Regions from separate parts of the Homo sapiens genome. Here region 2 is linked to region 1. A link is a loop called in an ENCODE intact Hi-C map of the cell type or tissue named here. Cell type or tissue: gastrocnemius medialis. All regions are shown on one strand. Region 1 overlaps MDH2 (malate dehydrogenase 2). Region 2 has its middle 11 kb from the start of HSPB1.

Region 1 (2,500 bases):
CCATGTTGCCTGGGCTGGTCTTGAACTCCTGGACTCAAGCAATCCTCCTGACTTGGCCTCCCAAAGTGCTGGGATTACAGGTATAAGCCACTGCACTAAGTCCAGTGAATCATTTTCCAGACAACATTTACTGAATATCCGACACTGCCTTCCACAGACGGGGAGGTTTCCCAAAGAGGCCGTGCTTTTTGAGAAGCTGGCAAGATAACCCTGGGGTGGAGGGAAGGTGGCCCGCAGCTGAGACCACCACCTTACTGTCCCCAAATCCTCACCAGAGGTTGCTGACACTTCCCTCTTCCCCATCCTCATACTACTTTTCAAATTAGAAAAAGTAGAAAATGGGATGATTAGGCTACCTCACATTTCTAAAAGACACCGCTGTTTCAATTTTTATAGACGCCAAGTCTAAAAGGGTGTAATCACTTGTAAAATTTAAATTTAAAACAGAGAAACCCCCGTCTCTAAACATTTAGTTTCATCTAAGAATCTTACTCAAAACTCGAATCCTGGCCTACTGGGGACAGGAAGCAAGTCTCCAGGGTCAGCGCGCCCAGTACCTTTCACAGCGGCTTTGGTCTCGATGTGGCTCAGATCTGCGGCCACTCCGGGTGTGTGCGCGATATCATAGAGGGTCAGGCGGCTCACCAAGGGGCTGTTCTTCAGGAGAAGTGAAAGTGGCTGCCCGATGCCTCCAGAGGCCCCTAGCACAGCTACTTTAGCATTGTTCTAAAAAGAGGCACAGAGAAAGGACTCTTAGGAGGAAATGAGCATGAAAAGGATTCACATGGTATCCTATAATGTTGCACTGGGCCTCTTTTTACTGCAGTTGCCAAAGCAAGATACAATCATTGTATTTGTAACAGTCTCATTCTGGAAGAATTCAGGACCTTCATTCCAAAGGTCCACTTTCAAATGGGGAGAATTTATGTCTGTAGAGTCTGTGATACTCAGGGTACTTCAAAACCCTCCTGAAAGATGAAGAACAAGCTGGACTCCATCAGGCAGCTGGACTGGTAACAGCAGCCTTCCCTTCAACCTGCAGCTTTATAAACTATAAACACACACTGAGTGCCTAGCAACAGGCCCTCCCGGTAACTGAGGTTGCAGGAAGATCCCTGCTGGCTCTGTAGGAGACAGGTAATGAGATGCATTAGGAGCAGGGAGAACACTGTCACAGAAGCCCCTTGTGCAAGAGGGCAGATGGGGTTGCGGCAATCAACTCCCTGCAGGGGTGGGGAATCAGAGAAGATTCATCCAGGCAGCAAACTTGTGGCTGGAGCCTCAGGCAGGACAAGGAGCTGCCTAACAAGAGGTGGAAGGGGTTACGTACGTTGCGAAAGACTCCAACCCTCCTGGTGAGTCAGATCTGTCATCTCGGGCTCCAGTATCTCACACTGGTTCTCCAGCCTAGGTGTGCATCAGAGCCACCTGCTGAGCTAATGAAGCCCACTCAGGACTAGGCTCCTGGAAGCGGGATGGGGCTTAGGCCTTGGCATTTTTGCCATTTTCCCCAGATGATTTTGATACCAAACAGTTTGAGAATCACTGTTTCATACCAGGCTAATCAGAAGAACAGGCAGCAAAGTAGCAGCTGGCCCTGGGCATTTCAGCTTGGAACAGTTAGGAAAGTGATGGGGTGAAAGTGACCCGGCCCCGCATCCAGCAATCACTCCCGTTATTCGAAGGCACTCTTCCCCTCTAGGTCTCACTCAAGGTCTGACCAAAATTACAGCCATACCCAGGGAGCTTGTTTCTGATCTAAACTCACAAATGAGAAGCACAGCCGATCCCTGGCAGGCAGGCAGGCAGGCAGCTACCAGTGAGGGAAGAGGCAAACAAAGTGGCAGACACGGGAACTCTCGGCACCGTGTGTGGTCATCTGGGGCCTGACAGCATCACTGCACAGTCTTCTACAGTAGCTGAGGCCAGCTAATAACAGGCTTTGGTTATCAGAAACCAAAACCCAACAAACCAAAATCCGAATCAAGACGCTTACCCAGTGGGTTTCTGCTCAGGAAATTAAACTGTGGAAGCATATACAACCAACATTTGAATTCAAACAGGTTTTTGAGTTTCAAGTTGGTGCTTTAAAGGTGAACCCCTGGCTGCCTGGAAACTTGAACCTGTCAGACCCGCTCAGAACCTGAGGTCGGGCAGGCTCAGCCTCACCCACTTCTGGATCTTCAGCTCTCACTCCCACATCTTGTGTGAGTCTCAGGGACTCCCAAATCCCAGCTCTGCATTCCCAGTTCTGTTAGGCGTTCCATGGGTTCCACAAACTCAACTGTCCATTTATCCTGCCCCCCTCCCTCCATCCCTGGTCCCAAATGGCACTTGTGTTCACTAAATGTAAACTTCTAGAACCATCTTCTGCCACCTCCTTCTTATCAGAGACATCAAGTCAGGACATGAAGAACTTGGCAGCTCAACCACCCTCCCAACCCGCTCCTCCTCTTCATTCTATTCCGTTATCTAACTTAGGTACTCAGCAACACCTCCA
Region 2 (2,500 bases), 240 kb before region 1:
GCGCAGTGGCTCACGCCTGTAATCCCAGCACTTTGGGAGGCTGAGGTGGGCAGATCACCTGAGGTCAGGGGTTCGAGACCAGCCTGGCCAACATGGTGAAATCCCATCTCTACTAAAAATACAAAAATTAGCCAGGTGTGGTGGTGCACACCTGTAATCTCAGCTACTCAGGAGACTGAGGCAGGAGAGTCACTTTAACCCGGGAGGTGGAGGTTGCAGTGAGCCGAGATCGTGCCATTGCACTCCAGCCTGGCGACAAGAGTGAAACTCCATCTCAAAAGAAAAAAAAAAACCTACAAAAATTAGCCGGGCATGGTGGTGCAAACCCAAAGTCCCAGCTCTTAGGAGGCTGAAGCTTGAGAATTGCTTGAACCTGGGAGGTGGGGGTTGTAGTGAGCTGAGATTGCACCACTCACTGCACTCCAGCCCGGGTGACACAACGAGACTCTGTCTCAAAAAAAAAAAAAAAAAAGTTGGGGGTGGTGAGGGGATGGGGGACAGGCTGGGACAGCCAAGCTGGGCAGGTGCCCTGTGGCCTGTCACCCTGTCTGGGGCTGTAGGAAACTGATTAAGGAGAAAGGGGAAAATACAGTTGTGAAAACAGGAAACCGGAAAGCTCTGTCCGGCCTCCTGGCTGCTGTATGTGTTGGAAGGAAAAACGTGGTATGGAGTGGGGGCTCCCCTGGGCCCTATCTGAAGAGAGAGAGACCACGAGAGGACCAAGTTTACCCCAAACCAGAAGAGTGCGCCCCAGGCTCAGGACCCTCTGGCGAGAAGTGCCCACATCCTGGGGACGGTCTTCTGCCCGCTGCTCTGGGACTGGAGTTTCCTGTTTTCCTGCCGGCCGTCCTGGTCCTATTCTTCCCTTTCCCCAGGGTATAGAGCAGAGTTCAGTCGGCTGACTGAGTTCAGACGGGGTGGGGCGGGGGGGGGGCTGGTATGCTCCCCACCCCTTCCCCACGAAGCCAGGGCAGGCATGGAGGACGAAGGCTTGGGGCTTCCAGGCTGGGACGAGCCCTGGCCCAGGCATCTCTCTGCTCCAAGCCTGTTGGTCCTGGCTGCATTTTTTCCCTTACTCTCTGTCGCCCTCTAGTGTCGGCTTTCCGCCACCACGCCTCGCCTTTGGTGCCCAGGCCTCCCCCAAAGTTTCTGCAACCGTTCCTCTGCGGGTTCCTTCCTTCACTCGATGACTCATTCAACAAACATTTCAAAGTGGCCTACGTGGGCGATGCAGAGACAAGGAAGACATGTCCTGGCCTCCAGAAGCTCAGAGCTTTGGGGAGAGATAAACATGCTAGCAAATAAATCACTGGAAGAAGAGACTGGGCCCTAAACACAGGCTCCCAGAGAACCCCAGAGACAGGAGTAGTCACGGCAGCTGCACATCAGGAAGGCCGCATGGAGGAGGAGGTGGCTGAGCTGGGCCTTGGCCTGTGAGCTCACCTGAACCCGTGGAGGCAGAGAGGGCATGAGGGGCGCCAGCTGGGCTCGGGGTATTGGAATCAAGGGCAGCGATGGGAGATAAGGTGGGAGGGCGCCCTGGGAGGAGCCAAGGATGGCACGTGCCAGGTGGAGTCACTCAGAAGGCCTTCCAAGGCCTGTGAGCTGGTGGATGTGGCCTCAGGAGGCAGGTTCTGCATGGCAAGGAGTTCTGTCTCATTTATTCAGTACTGTGTCCTCAGAGCCAGCCACTCTGCAGGGGACATAGGAATTGTTCAATAAGTATTTGTGGAATGAGTGAATGGGTGTTCAGATCTGCATGTTAGAAATAATGGGAGTGGTCAGGCATGGTGGTTCATGCCTGGAATCCCAGTGCTTTGGGAGACTGAGGCAGGAGGATCGCTCTAGGCCAGGAGTGTGAGACCAGCCTGGGCAACATAGCGAGATCCCGTCTGTACAAAAAATAATGGCCGGGTGCAGTGGCTCATGCCTGTAATCCCAGCACTTTGGGAGGTCGAGGTGGGTGGATCACTTGAAGTCAGGAGTTTGAGACCAGCCTGGCCAACATGGTGAAACCTCATCTCTACTAAAAACACAAAAACTAGCTGGGTGTGGTGGTGCATGCCTATAATCCCAGCTACTCAGGAGGCTGAAGCAGGAGAATTGCTTGAACCCAGGAGGCGAAGGTTGCAGTGAGCCGAGATTGTGCCACTGCACTCCAGCCTGGGTGACAGAGCGAGACTCTGTCTCAAAACAAAAACAAGAAAACAAAAAAGCAAAAATTAACGGCGTAGTGGAGTGCACTCGTAGTCCCAGCTACTCAGGAGGCTGAGGCAGGAAGATCTCTTGAGACCAGGAGATCAAGGCTGCAGTGAGCCATAATGGTGCCACTGCACTCTAGCCTGAGCGACAGAGTGAGACCCTGTCGCAAAAAAAAAAAAAAAAAAAAAAAGGAAAGAAAAGAAAAAAGCAGGAGGGATTGGAGAAGGCAATGAGGCAGGCTGGCCAGTGAGGAGGCCGGTAGGGCCAGGTGCTGAGGTGGGGTGGGAAGGAAGCAATT

The links. A loop is a pair of places that touch in the nucleus more often than their neighbours do. Peaks named below come from ENCODE experiments on the same cell type or tissue, not always from the same donor. Only the 100,000 strongest peaks of a DNase experiment are listed, where the experiment ranks them.
Region 2: a loop joins it to region 1, with 5 times the contacts of the local background. A loop is called at or near these places in 4 of 110 quality-filtered maps.

Annotation. Positions count from the first base shown.
Region 1 is chr7:76,053,056-76,055,555 of GRCh38, reverse strand. MDH2 (malate dehydrogenase 2) reads right to left here. Exons shown (of 9, transcript NM_005918.4): 2 at 558-726. Among named protein-coding and RNA genes, the nearest start is that of MDH2, 6.2 kb to the right of the region's middle. In gastrocnemius medialis, no CTCF peak of the experiment used is centred here; a DNase peak (open chromatin) is centred at 1,245; H3K27ac peaks cover 2,500 bases.
Region 2 is chr7:76,290,394-76,292,893 of GRCh38, reverse strand. No RefSeq gene overlaps it. Among named protein-coding and RNA genes, the nearest start is that of HSPB1, 11 kb to the left of the region's middle. RefSeq lists enhancers at 591-1,106, 1,173-1,482, 2,139-2,500 and a cis regulatory region at 730-1,498. In gastrocnemius medialis, CTCF peaks have their summits at 873 and 1,093 (motif pointing left); DNase peaks (open chromatin) are centred at 413 and 1,063; H3K4me3 peaks cover 876 bases; H3K27ac peaks cover 1,471 bases.